Linked DNA regions of Homo sapiens: region 2 is linked to region 1. Evidence: read pairs that join two places in POLR2A ChIA-PET (ENCODE). Cell type or tissue: IMR-90. All regions are shown on one strand. Each heading gives the region's core, and the rest is flanking DNA. Links, peaks and the distances in the headings are about the cores only.

Region 1 (10,235 bases), core at 3,000-6,999:
AAACTGTAAGCTTCTGTATGGAAAGCCTCCACAAACCCCAGATGAGACTGAATTCCCCTATTACAATTGTCCACAATTCCCTATAGTTTGGCTTTATAATACTTACGCGTGTGATCATATTTGTAACAGGAATGGCAATTAATGCTCTCTAGTCTTACATACCCATTAAGGCTGAGGCTTTCTTTCACACACCATCAGTTTGCAATGTTTCAGGTGAGAAGACAATGGAGCAATATCTTCAGTATTCCAAGGAAAATGGTTTCAACCTAGAATTCTAAATGTAGCCAAGCTTTAATTCAAGTGTAGAAGAAAGACATTTACAGATGTCTGTGTTCTTAAAATTATACCCAACATGTACTCTTTCTTGGGAATTACTGGAGAATGGAAGCACAAAGCAAGAAGGCCAAACATAAAAGAAAGAGGATCCAGAAAATAGGGACTCCAACAGAAGCAGGAGAACTGACTCCTCAGGAGGAGCATGCAGGAGATCCTAGAGTGACACCTGCAAAACATTTCTAGAAAGCAATCTGTTCACGTTGGGGGCAGGGTTAACAGAGACCTCCAAGAAGGATGTTGTCACAAAATGAATGAAAATAAGAAACAACCAATGTATTTTAACATTATGAAAGGAAATTTATAATTCTCGAGGAATGTTTGAGGATGAATTAGTTATAGGTACATAGAAAAGTAAGCAAACAATATAGGCAATTATTAATTCCGGGAAAACCAAAACATATTGTATAAAAGAGGAAATGTAGTCATTGTACAATGTATGGTCATGTTGAATTAACCAAAAGTTGTGCAATGATGTAATTATATAGGGAGAAATGGAGGAGGAAAAGAATGTATGTGAATGTGTTTGTGATGGGGTGTGGTGTTGGGAGCATTATAAGAGAGCTTAATCTTCATCTTCCATAGCAGGAAGCCAAAATATATGAAACTGAACAATCTCCAAATAGCAGCAATACAAGAATGTTATTTAGGAAGACAGAGGCAAGTATGAGAAGAAACAACTAATAAAATCTTTTAAATGTTGCCTTTGAGTACTGGGGATTGGGGGTAGAAAAGGAGAAACAGTGTACTGCTTTTTTCATTATAAGCTTCATAGAATTATGTAACTTTAAAAACTCTGTACAAATATAAACTATTGTTTTAAATAAAAGAGGAAGAAACATTCAACATTTTTTTTCAAGCAATCTTTTGAAAATAAAAGGAATGCTGTGAGGAAACTGAGGGGTGTGAAAGAAAGCCTCAGCCTTAATGGGTATGTAAGACTAGAGAGCGTTAATTGCTATTCCTGTTACAAATATAATCACACGCATAAGTATTATAAAGCCAAACTATAGGGAATTGTGGACAATTATAATAGGGAAATTCAGTCTCATCTGGGGTTTGTGGAGGCTTTCCATACAGAAGCTTACAGTTTAGCTTTAGCCAAAGAGAAGCCGATAAGCAGATCATTTTAACACAAAGGTGGTAGGTAGGAATGATATGCTAAGAATGTGTAGGAGGGGCATTAAGCCCAGCTCGGATGGATGTGGTGTGGAAGGGTTTAGTGAAGGATGTAGAACAATAATCAATTGTTTCAGAAGGGTTTTGAACCTTGGCATGCATAGGTTGAAAGTTTAGAGGCAGGCTGGGCGCAGTGGCTTACACCTGTAATCCCAGCACTTTGGGAGCCCAAGGCGGGCAGATCACAAGGTTAGGAGATGGAGGCCATCCTGGCTAACACGGTGAAACCCCATTTCTACTAAAAATACAAAAAATTAGCTGGGCGTGATGGCATGCGCCTGTGATCCCAGCTACTGGGGAGGCTGAGGCAGGAGAATCGCTTGAACCTGGGAGGCAGAGGTTGCAGTGAGCCGAGATCGTGCCACTGCACTCCAGCCTAGGTGACAGAGCGAGACTCTGTCTCAAAAAAAAAAAAAGAAAGTTTAGAGGCAAATGTTTTTTGACAGCCGGAATAATACCTGGTTTTGTTTTATTTAATTTATTTATTTATAAATAAATATATGGAACACCATTATATAATATTTCTGTGATACAGACACGATAGATGTAAAGAACCTCAAGAAGATAGATAATAGTAGGATTCACTACAATAATTAGGAAGTGATAAGTTTTGAGTATTGTCTGTTTTTAATATAATTTATTTCATTATGTTATAATAAATATTCTGTTTATTTAATTTTTAATAATGGTTAACCACTGTCTCATAAAATTCCTGAATATAAGCCATCTATTCTTATGAGCCAGTATGAGCTGGCTCCAGCACTGTTGGAAATGTTATAATATCTTGAAATATTAATATTTGTGCTTTTTCTCCTCTGTACTTTTAAGGTAGGAGGCGGGACTTGATTCTAGGGGTGGGACTTGGATACTGGACTAGACTGAGGACTAGCCAAGACACTTTTTCACACTTTCTCCCTGGTGTTGCCAAGGAGAAAGCAGTTTTCAATCAGACCCACCCACCAGTGTGCCATGTCAATTTACCGTTGCCATGGCAACACCAGGGTTGTTATCACCCCTTTCCATGGTACCTAACCATTCAACAGTTACTACCCCTTTTCTGCATAAACTGCCCCTTAATCTGCATACAATTAAAAGTGGGTATAAATATGACTGCAAAACTACCCCGAGCTGCTACTCTAAGCCCTGTTCTGCGGGAGCAGTCACCGAGCTGTAACACTGACTGTTCAACAAAGCTGTTTTCTTCTTTCTCTGGATTACCCTTGAATTCTTTTCTGGGCAAGGCCAAGAACCCTCTCTGGCTAAGCTCCACTTTGGTGCTTGCCTGTCCTACATCACTTTCTTGCACTTGATCTTTTGCCTGTAACTCAGAGGTATCTATGCTGCCTTGAGAAGTATGACTGTTATAGTAGGAATGAAAATGGCAAGAAATAAAGGACCTTATTATGCATGGTAGATTAAAAATGTGCCTTCACCACTGGTTCTTCCTGAAATCCCAGTAATGTGACCTCAAAAAAGGTATAAGCCAAAAATGACCAACAGAAAGGGAGAGGAGACAACATAACAAAATTTGAAGAATGGAAGCAGGGGAATAAGTGAGAACAAATATTCCCATCTAGAGAAAATTCAGATCTAAACTTGAAGAGGAGGAGGGTAATAACAAGCTGATTCATGCTGTGAATCACCCCAAAAGCTCAGGAATGGGGGGAATTAGAAAATAAAATTGGAGGAAATCTCTGAGAAAGTAGAGCCAAAATATAAAAATGAAAATGAAAGCCGGGCACAGTGGCTCACGCTTGTAATCCCAGTACTTTGGGAGGCCGAGGCAGGTGGATCACCTGAGGTCAGGAGTTTGAGACCAGCCTGGCTAGCACGGTGAAACCGTGTCTCTACCAAAAATACAAAAATAAGCCGGGAGAGGTGGCGCGTGCCTGTAATCCCAGCTACTCAGGAGGCTGAGGCATGAGAATAGCTTGAACCTGGGAGGCAGAGGTTGTAGTGAGCCGAGATTGCGCCACTGCACTCTAGTCTGGGTGACAGAATGAGACTTTGTCTCAAAAAAAAAAAGAAAAGAAAAGAAAAGAAAATGAAAAAGAGACAGAAAATAGAAAAGATAAGAAAAATACTTACTTCAGCATCTAAATAATAAGAATTTCAGAAAGAAAGAATAGAGAAAACAGAGGGGAGGTGATAATCAAATGCAGGAAAATTTTCCACAACTGTATTGACTTTCTAGAGTAAAACAGCATGCTGTGCTCAGCATAATAGACTTTAAAATACCCACACCAGAGCAAAAGATGGGAAATGTTATTTACTAGGGACAAAAAAAGTTCCTAAACATTTCCAAAAAGAAAAAAAAAGAGGCCACAAACAGATAGAAAAGAATGGCCGTGTGCGGTGGCTCACGCCTGTAATGTCAGCACTTTGGGAGGCCGAGGTGGGCGGATCACGAGGTCAGGAGTTCGAGACCAGCCTGGCCAACATGGTGAAACTCCGTCTCTACTAAAAATACAAAAATTAGCTGGGCCTGGTGGCGGGCACCTGTAATCCCAGCTACTCAGGAGGCTGAGGCAGGAGAATCACTTGAACCCGTGAGGCGGAGGTTGCAGTGAACCAAGATCATGCCACTGCCCTCCAGCCTGGGCGACAGAGTGAGACTCTGTTTCAAAAAAAAAAAAAAAAAAAAGAAAAGAAAGAAAAAGAAAAGAATTGGATTTTCTTTCTTTTTTTTTTTTCTTTTTGGAGAGCTGGTTGTTGTTAAACATTTATCAGTGCAACACTGTCTATAATCTTCTCTATATTATAAAGTCCACGAGGGCAGTAACTTTTTCTGTTTGATTCCTCAAGACTCACAGTTTTATTACCTAGTAGGCACTCTATAAACATTTACTGAGCAAGTGAATGAAAGCTCAGGAATTTTGCCTTCTTCGTTTTTATATCTGATAACAAGCACAGTCCTGATACAGATGAAGCCCTGAAAAAAAAAGTTTGCTGACCTGAACTGAACTTGTAGCAGAGCCTCCTAATGCTGAAAACAATCCCATGGCAATGCAACACACATCCAAGAAAAAGAGTGAGAGGGTTTATTTCTTGAGGCACAATGCTCATTTTCATGGTTGCTTTGTAAGTTAAGTCACTTGTTGCAGTAAGCCCAGGGGGAAAGCCAGATCTCCTTCTTCCTAAAACAGTACCCTATTCATTAGATTTTCTATTTGTCAGAGGCACCAACATTTTCTGACACTAATGTTGGACAGGGGAGCTGGTTACTTGCTTTGTGGCTACAAGATTTTTACTTAAGATAAATGACAGTAAACCAGAGTTGGGAAAAATCAGATAAAGAAGAACCAATGTCTACCATTTAATGAGCACACATTATGCTCATTATAAAACCCGGATTTAAATCCAGTAGCTTTTTCAACAACTGTATAAAGAAGGAATTATCCTAACATTACAAATGAAGATACCAAGGTTTAGAAAGTTTTGTGAATTTGCCTAAAGCATACAACTGATCATTAGCAATAGTGGGACTCAAAAGTTGTCTTAAAACAAACCCCAGTATATTTTGAAATAAAAGGAAATAACACAACCTATTTTGCTGAGAGATAGGGAGGGATCCTGACTCCTACTTGCTGAACAAATTCCCATTGCACAAAACAAGGAGGTTTACAAAACCTTCTTCTTAGGTCACTGAAATCTTCCAAGCAACTAGATTGGAATTAAACTTGGCAAAGATTACTAAATGCCACCAGTGTTAGACAATTGAGAGTTTCTGCAGAACAGAATTCAAGAAAAATGAAACCAAAATTTTGGAAAGCACCTAAAGTGAGAGTCACGTAGGATTCAAAAATCTAAGAAAAGCTTCCTGGCATTTGTGCTGCCCCAGCTGGAGCTGATAGAATTGTTTCTATTCTTTCCTGTATGTTGGAGGAGGAAGTAGTTGGGTTGTCTTTCTTGGCTGTTGAGTGGGAGGAATAATACAGCATTATCAGAGAAAATGGCAAAAGAAAAAAAAGGGGGAATTTTTTTTTGTTAACTGCTGTAAAAATAAATTCGTATCTCTGTGGTGGAAGAACTTGGATTTGGTTTAGTAGGTAATTTGGAATGTTGTCCAGTGCATTTCAATGGGAAAAAATAAAAGAACCTCAGAAAGCTAACAGCCAAGACTGCAGTGGTAGATTTTTTTTTTAAAGCTTGTAAGCCAGGCATGGTGGCTCACGCCTGTAATCCCAGAACTATGGGAGGCTGAGGCAGGTGGATCACTTGAGGTCAGGAGTTCAAGATCAGCCTGGCCAACATGGCAAAACCTGTCTCTACTTATTCCCAGGTATTCAGGAGGCTGAGGCAGGAGAATCACTTGAACCCGGGAGGCGGAGGTTGCAGTGAGCAGAGATTGCACCATTGCACTTCAGCGTGTGCAACAAGAGAGAGACTCCATCTCAAAAAAAAAAAAAAAAAAAAAACAAGGAAAGAAAAGTCTCCTGTAGCACTTAGAGCTATGAGGAGTCCTGCATTTCTTGAGGAAATGAAATCTTTCACTGTAATGAACACTTTGTGATTGAACATGTGTTTTCATTTTGCCCTGGTTGACTGTGTGGCAAATTAAATGACTTCTAGTTGCTATAGAATCATCCCAAAAATAAGAGAGCATTTTTCCTCCCTTTCGCAGGATAGAATAGCTTAGTACTTGGTGTTCTGTTTGTTAAGGTCTAGGATTCCTTAGTTAAGAGAATGTTGCTTTTGAAATCTAGGGTCTTGGAGACTTGCTGGACTGACGTTAAGACAGAAGAAGCTGGAGCAGAGAAAGATTTCCAGAGTAGGAAGACGGGCAGTGGTAGCTCCTCCAGCTGTGGGGATCTATACTCTGCTTCCTCATGGTGGCCTGGAAATAGCAGGAATTTTGATAGGCATGGCTTTGTGTGTACCTGGGGACTGAGCACTAAGCTTCCAGCCTTCCCTCTGGAATGAAGGTCTCCATGGCCAAGTCTGGCACAGAGGGAGTAGCTGTTGTCTTCAATAGAGGCAGCCACCTTTGAATAGACTATATAGATTTGGACAATGTGTGTTTTACCAGCAAATCAGTGGATTCAGGACTCAGTATACACTCTTCCCCACATCGGTTTTCCTGAATGATGTAAGCCTTAGAGCATTCTAAAAATAACTGATTAAATTATCCACTCTAATGGACTCGGGGGATTTAATTTAATCTAGAAAATAATGAAATGTGATATTTCCTACACTTAAGTTGTATTAGTTATCTATTGCTGTGTAACAATATTACCACAAACTGAGGGGTTTAAAATGTAAGTCATTTATTAAAGGCTTAAAACATTATTCATTTATTATCTCATATAGTAAATCTGAATCATAACAGCTCAGCCTGGCTAAATTATTGATTTCAGCCTCGTGAAGCCCTAAGCAGAGAGCTCAACCAAGCCCACCTAGATTTCTTCTTTTTTTTCTTCTTCTTCTTCTTTTTTTTTTTTTTTTGACAAAGTCTCACACTGTCACCCAGGCTGGATTGCAGTGGCATGATCAGGGCTCTCTGCAGCCTCAACCTCCTGTCTCAAGTGATCCTCGTGTCTCAGCCCCTTGAGTAGCTGGGACCACAGGCATGTGTCACTATGCCCAGCTAATTTTTTTGTGTGTGTTTTTAGTAGAGACAGGGTCTCACTGTGTTGCTCAGACTGATCTCGAACTCCTGAGCTCAAGCAATCCTGTCTTGGTCTCCCAGAGTGCTGGGATTACAGGCATGAGCCACCAGGTCCAGCCACTAGATTTATTCTTTTTTTTTTCTTTTTTTGAGACAGGGTCTTGCTCTGTTGTCCAGGCCAGAATACAGTGGTATGACCATGGCTCACTGCAGCCTCAACCTCCTGGGCTCAAGTGATTGTCCCACCTCAGCCTCTGAAGTAACTGGGACTACAGGCGTGTACCACCAGGCCAGGCTAATTAAGAAAAAAAATTTTTTTTGTGGAGTTGGGGTTGCACCATGTTGCCCAGGCTGGGTTCAAACTCCTGGGCTTAAGCGATCCTCCCACCTTGGCCTTCCAAATTGTTGAGATTAAAGCATGAGCCACCACACTCATTCCCACCTAGACTTCTGACTTATAGAACTGTGAGCTAGTAAGAGGATGTTCAATTTGTTATAATTTGTTATGCAGAAGTAGAAAATAATTACAATGCAGCTTTCTCTCTTGCTCACTATGTTTTACCACACAGGTCTCATTTCTCTTTTTCAAATATGTGAAGAGTCTTTCTGCCTTAGATCTTTGCACTTAGGTCTTCCTCTTCCTGAAATACTCTAATAATGACTGGCTCTTTCTCATTCTTTCAGTGTCAGCTTAAATATCACAGCCTCAGGAAGTCCTTCACTGACTACCCTGTCTTAAATACCACTCTCCCAACTTATCATCATATCTTCCAATTTATTTTCTTCATAGTATTAGTATATAGCTCTTATGCAATTACTATGTGGTGTACACAGTTCTAAGCAGTTTACATGGATGCATTCATTTAATCCTCATAATAATCCCATGAGGTTATAAATTAGATGCTATTAATATGCCCATTTACAAATGGGGAAACCGAGGTACAGAGATTGAGTCACTTGCAAAGATCACACAGCTAGTAAATAGCATAACCGAGATTTGAACCCAGGCAGTCTAATTCGCGTGCACACACTGAAAACTATATATCCTCTACAGTATTTATCACAATCTAAAATCATCTTTTTATTTACTTATTTATTGTCTTTCTCTCCCTCCATACTCCTAACATACAAGCTTCTGGAAGGTAGGGATCTTATTTGTCCTTTTATGTAGTAGCTGCTCAGCAAATATTTTGGAATGAATGATTCTTCCCATTTTTCAGACGACAAAAGTGATACCAGAGAAATTAAGTAGCTTGTCTAAAGTCACACAGTTAGTATGTGGTAAAACCAGGATTTGTACCCGGGTCTGTCTAATCTCAAACCTGTGCCCTTAGCTTCTATTGCCTTCTTCATTAAAAATAACAGTAATAGTAATAATTACATGCCAATTTTTTTTTTTTTTTTTTGAGATGGAGTCTCACTCTGTCGCCCAGGCTGGAGTACAGTGGCGTGATCTTTGCTCACTGCCAGCTCCGCCTCCCAGGTTCATGCCATTCTCCTGCCTCAGCCTCCCAAGTAGCTGGGACTACAGGCGCCCGCCACCATGCCTGGCTATTTTTTTGTATTTTTAGTATTTGTATTTTTTTTTGTATTTGTATTTTTGTATTTTGTATTTTTGTATTTTGTATTTTAGCATTAGCCAGGATGGTCTCGATCTCCTGACTTCGTGATCTGCCGACCTTGGCCTCCCAAAGTGCTGAGATTACAGGCATGAGCCACCACGCCCGGCCGCCAATTTCTTAATATGTGACATTGCCCATAGTATGAATACAGTTTTTTCAATGAGCAAAATGAGTTATCCAAAATGGTTTCTTGGAAAATATTGTGACTTTGGGGAAGGAAGCTCATCCTTGCTGTCCTATCACTTCATTTTGTGTTTTTCTGTTTTTCCTCCAGGGGCCTTTTCTGTCACTTCCTTTGAGGCATTTTCTGGGTCAGGGAAATCTTTCTAGTGCCCTTCAACTGTCTCTGCCTACCCATAAGGCTGGCCTTGTGTCCAACACCAGCTTCCCTGCCTCTGAGGGGTTTGCCTTCCCTGGCCATGACATGTAATAACTGTTTCCCTTTCCCTTTCTTACCACACTAGTTTTTCTCTCGTCTAAGTGGCCCTTCCCACCTCTGAATAGCCAAATTACATGTATTTTAGATAAAACTTTCTGCCCCCTCTGAAAACCTCCCTTCCTTGTGGTAGACCTCTGAGTGCTATATTGAGATTTTACTATAGATAGTTATCACTGTTTAAGGTCTCACAGCTGACTCCATTGACAAAACAACACAGTAAAGCCAAGATTCTGGCCTGCGAAACATTTCCTCAATAACCTGACATGAAACAAAGACAAGCACACTGAGGCATTTGGCCCAGGCTGCATGAGTCCATGGAAGTTAATTGTTTGGTGATTTCCTGTACCTGAGGCACAAATGCTTCCTTTTCCAATTATAGACTCACTAAAGCCTCTGTCAGCGCAATGAAATTAGGGACTTCAAGGGCAGCCTGTATTCAGATAACGCTCAGTGGTAATTCAGGCTGTGAGGTTTGCAGGACTGACACATAGTTCATAAAGTAACCACAGGCCCTCCCAGTTTGAGGATTCTTGATTACAGTTCTGAATACTTCTGGAGGAGTGCTGGCCCTCCTATCAATGATTCCTTGCTTCTATTGCACCCCATGGAGTTCAGAGCCTATTTCTTACAAAGGAGAAAAAAGTGCGCGTGGATAGTATGCAAATATAAGCTACCAAGGAGTCCACATTCTTAAGCATAATATAAAAGACCCTTTATGAATTGTGTATACACACACACACGCCCACACAGATATCACTGTTTTCTGCATTTATTATGTTGCTTTATATATATTAACTTTTCTCTGTCCCTTATGAGGTTATTGAATTTTTAGGGTATGGACCAGGTTTCCTCAATACCGAATCTACTGTATGGCACATTATAAGCTCAATAAAATGTGTATTTAATAAAGAATTAATGATTTATCCAGTTGTATACATTATGTGCAGTTTTTTGTATGTTAATCAAAGTTCAGTAAAGTTGTTTTTTTTTTTTTTAAAGAAATGTTGGCCGGGCTAGGTGGCTCATGCCTATAATCCCAGCACTTTGGGAGGCC
Region 2 (4,000 bases), core at 1-4,000, 71 kb after region 1:
GTTTGTTTTCTATGTAATATCTAGGCTGTTGTACTTAGTGGAAAGAATAGAGAAAAGTACTTCTACTTCATCTTTCCAGAAGGGAAAGTACCCCCTAGTGACTTTTGATGTTTGAGCACTTTTTTATGTGCTTTATTTTTTCCCATTTATTTGAGGGTTTGGCTTTTTAAAAAATTATTGAGATACAGGACTTCTTCATATATTCTAATTACTAGTCCTTTATCAAATGTTTTGTAAATACTTTCTCTTAGTGTGGCTTGTTCATCATTTTCTTAACAGTGTCTTTTAAGGAATCAAATTTTTCTTTTATGATTATTCTTTTTTCATGTGTAAGAAAACTTGGCCTACTCCCAAATTGTAAGGACATTTTGCTGTGTTTTCTTCAAATAGCTTTATAGTTTTAAGCATGTATGTTTGTGTCTGTGATCCATCTCAGTTTAATTTTTGTATATGTTGTGATACAAAGATTGGGGTTCATTTTTTATATGTGGATATCCAGTTCTAATAACAATGGTTAAAGAAGATTTCTCTTTTCCTGTTGGATTGCTTTCTTTTTCTTTGTTAAGAACATCATAGAATAATTTGTACTTAATAAGATAGGTAAGGTAGAAGGCTTATGAGAGAAAAAATCATAGAAAAAATTTTAGAGCTCGAAAACCCAGTTTCAAATTTCTGCTCTACCATTTTGTGGCTATTATATTTTCAGATGTTGGTTAACTTTTTTGAGCACAAATGCCCTTATTTGTAGAATTGAAATAGTAATTATATCTAACTTACAGGGTTTGGGGGAAGTTTAAATGAGATGGCATATACTGATAATGATAAATAACTACTATCTTTTGAGTGTTTAAGATGTGTTATTTATTATTTTACTCAATATCTTTAAAATGTTAAGTCCAGGCTGGGCGCCGTGGCTCACACCTGTAATCCCAGCACTTCGGGAGGCCGAAGCAGGCGGATTGCTTGAGCTCAGGAGTTCCAAAGTTAGCCTGGGCAACATGGCGAGACCCTGTCTCTACAAAAAAACACAAAAATTAGTGAGGCATGGTAGCTCACGCCTGTAATCCCAGCTACTTGGGAGGCTGAGGTGGGAGAATCCCTTGAGCCCAGGACGCAAAGGTTGCAGTGAGCTGAAATTGCACCATTGCACTCTAGCCTGAATGACAGAGGAAGAGCCCGTCTCAAAAAAAAAAAAAAAAAGAAAAGAAAAAAAAAGTTCAGTCCAAAGAAGCATAGGTTAAAGCACCTTCAGATTAATAATGTGCACCTGCACAGAGGCAGGTTTCAGTGTTTTTATTCCAGATGACTATCCTGAGAAATAACATGTTCTTATTTTCATTGGTCTATAACTGCATGTTTGTTTTATATCCTTTATAGGTTTGTCTGAATATTTTTTTCTTTTTCGAACTAGATAAGAAGTATGGTATTTTATTAAAAAGTATCTGGTTAAAAACTTGGCTGAAGAATGCTACCAGTCTTTTATTATTATTAATGGGTAGTTTTAATAGGGCCTGTGTATTCCTTTCGTATGGCTACTGTAACAAAGTACTACAAACTGGGTGGCTTAAAACAAAAGAAATTTATTCTCTCACAGTGCTAGAGGCCAAAAGTCTGAAATCAGTATCACTGGACTAAAATAAGGTTTTGGCAGGGCTGTGCTTTCTTCAGATTTCTCCTGGAGTATCAGTTCTTTGTCTCTTCCAAATTCTGATGGCTTTGGCATTCCTTGACTTGTGATCACATCATCTCTATCTTCAAGGCCAGGATATTCAAATCTCTCTCTTTTTCATCTTTATACAAATTTTTTCTCTCTGTGTATAGCCTAATCTCCCTCTGTCTCCTCATGAGGATATATGTGATTGCATTTAGAAACCACCTGGATAATCCAGCATAATACTCCCGTTTTAAGATCCTTAATTACATCTGCAAAGACTGTTTTATTTTTTATTTTTTTCCATATAAGGTGACATGTACAGGGCCCATGTGTTAGGATGTGGAGAATTTTTGGAGGGACATTTTTTAGCCTACCCCAGTCTGATTATATGTTTTTACTAGGATAATCAACAAAAACAAGAAATAAAGTAAGAGCACTGTTTAGAAACGTAGCAACTTACTTTTTTTTTTAATATCCAAAGATATAAAAAAGCAAAAATAATCCTTCCAGTGAGTACTTTGTAAACTATAAAGTAGAATAAAACTGTTAATTCTTACTAGTGTTTTTATGTGAGAGTTCTGGGCAAAGTATCAGCAAGGACATTAAAGAGAGTATGACCCAAAACATCAAGGAGTACAAGAAGGGTAACACTTTGTGTTTTCTTTAGTGCATCTGGTTGAATATCTGTGAAAATTTTAGAAAGAACTAGATTAAAAGCTTTTATTTAAAAAAATGTTATTTGCCTTAAGTTTTAAAATTATTACATTCACCTCTTGTTTTCTACCCATCTCTTATCCCAACTTTTTACAAAGGTGCCCCTTACCGAAGCAGTAGATCCAGTGGATTTGGAAGATTACCTCATTACTCATCCTTTGGCTGTGGATTCTGGGCCTTTACGGGATTTGATTGAATTTCCTCCAGATGATATTGAAGTTGTTTATAGTCCTCGGGACTGCAGAACTCTTGTTTCAGCTGTACCTGAAGAAAGGTAAGGAGACATTGACTTATTTTTGGCTTTAGAGGAACTATAGAAAGGCTACCTTCCATTATTTTATTTAGAGCCTACTTCTTATAGCATCATCATTTCCTGTTACGCAAACAGCGATTGTAGCAACCAAATTAATGAACATCAGTGCTGTCCCGTCTAAATTACAAATGTATTTTCCTTTTTAAAATAGTGAAATGGATCCACATGTTAGAGACTGTATAAGAAGTTATACAGAAGACTGGGCAATTGTCATCAGAAAGTAAGTTATATGTTTATTACAACATTTACAAATATTGAGTAAGATTTCTAAATGGATTAAGGCAGATTCGTAATGTTTATGAGACCTGAAAATTTATTTAAACAAAATAGCTGAAGAAACAAAAGAAGAACTTTTGTGTATAGATATTTACTCCTTAGGATTTCTGTAATACTTTTACTTTCTTTGTAAAATATAATTCATGGGAAAATAGTATTTCTGTATTATTATAAATCATTAAGAGCTACTAATGTATGATAATGATTTTGTGGTCTAATTCTTTTAGGAAATATTGGGTAGATATTGATGAATAATTTGTATTTCTCAAAAAGAATCCAGTTTAGTGAAACTTAAATAGCTAAGTTAAAATTAACAGGCAGTTTTACAGACCAAGCTATTTGAAAGGTCTCTGCTGTTTCTAACTAATATTTATAGGTCTTTGACCTCTACATCCAATCAGGTAAATATTTGTAAAAAATAATGTTTTGTTCTAGCCAAAATTTATTTTCCTAATAAACTGTGCAATAGCAAGTCAGATTAAGAAGTATAATAAAACTGATTTACACAATAATCATTTGCTAATTTGCATAATGGAGAAGGGTCTTCATACTGAATCTTCTTAACCTTATTTGATTTTTCTGAAGGAGATATGATTGAAGTAGTGGAGAATTCTGATACGGCATTATAGTTTTCACAAATGAAATAATCTATGCAAAATAGCACTAGCAAAAGTGATATATCCATTGCTGATTGTTTTGCCCTCATGGCTGTCTTATTTCACTAGGCTTTACATTGTGCTAAATATCACTCTGGGGGATAATGCTGACATGCTTTTTAGTTTCAGTGTGACCTAATAAAAGCACAGTCTGCTGCCCTTTATATAGAAGAGCTGTTTTTATGAACTTACAATTTTGATAAGTATTCTGGTAGCCAAATTTTAGACATTACTGAAGAATACTGTTTCTCAGTCAGATAATTCAAAAGTCTTTACCTCTGTGCATATATGTTAGAAACCTATAATCAGAAATCTTAATAAAAAGGTTAGTTGTAAAATATATTGACCTCAGAATCATGGAAATCTGCTACTTCTAAGCACAGGGTT

The links. ChIA-PET counts read pairs that join two places held together with the same protein. Peaks named below come from ENCODE experiments on the same cell type or tissue, not always from the same donor. Only the 100,000 strongest peaks of a DNase experiment are listed, where the experiment ranks them.
Region 2: POLR2A ChIA-PET joins it to region 1 with 10 read pairs; 3 of 35 experiments call an interaction of 5 or more read pairs at or near these places.

Annotation. Positions count from the first base shown.
Region 1 is chr1:62,720,474-62,730,708 of GRCh38, reverse strand. No RefSeq gene overlaps it. Among named protein-coding and RNA genes, the nearest start is that of DOCK7-DT, 37 kb to the right of the region's middle. In IMR-90, for the core only: no CTCF peak of the experiment used is centred there; a DNase peak (open chromatin) is centred at 5,218; H3K4me3 peaks cover 351 bases; H3K27ac peaks cover 1,175 bases.
Region 2 is chr1:62,652,626-62,656,625 of GRCh38, reverse strand. It overlaps DOCK7 (dedicator of cytokinesis 7), which reads left to right. Exons shown (of 50, transcript NM_001367561.1): 3 at 2,467-2,642; 4 at 2,833-2,901. Among named protein-coding and RNA genes, the nearest start is that of DOCK7, 34 kb to the left of the region's middle. In IMR-90, for the core only: no CTCF peak of the experiment used is centred there; no DNase peak of the experiment used is centred there.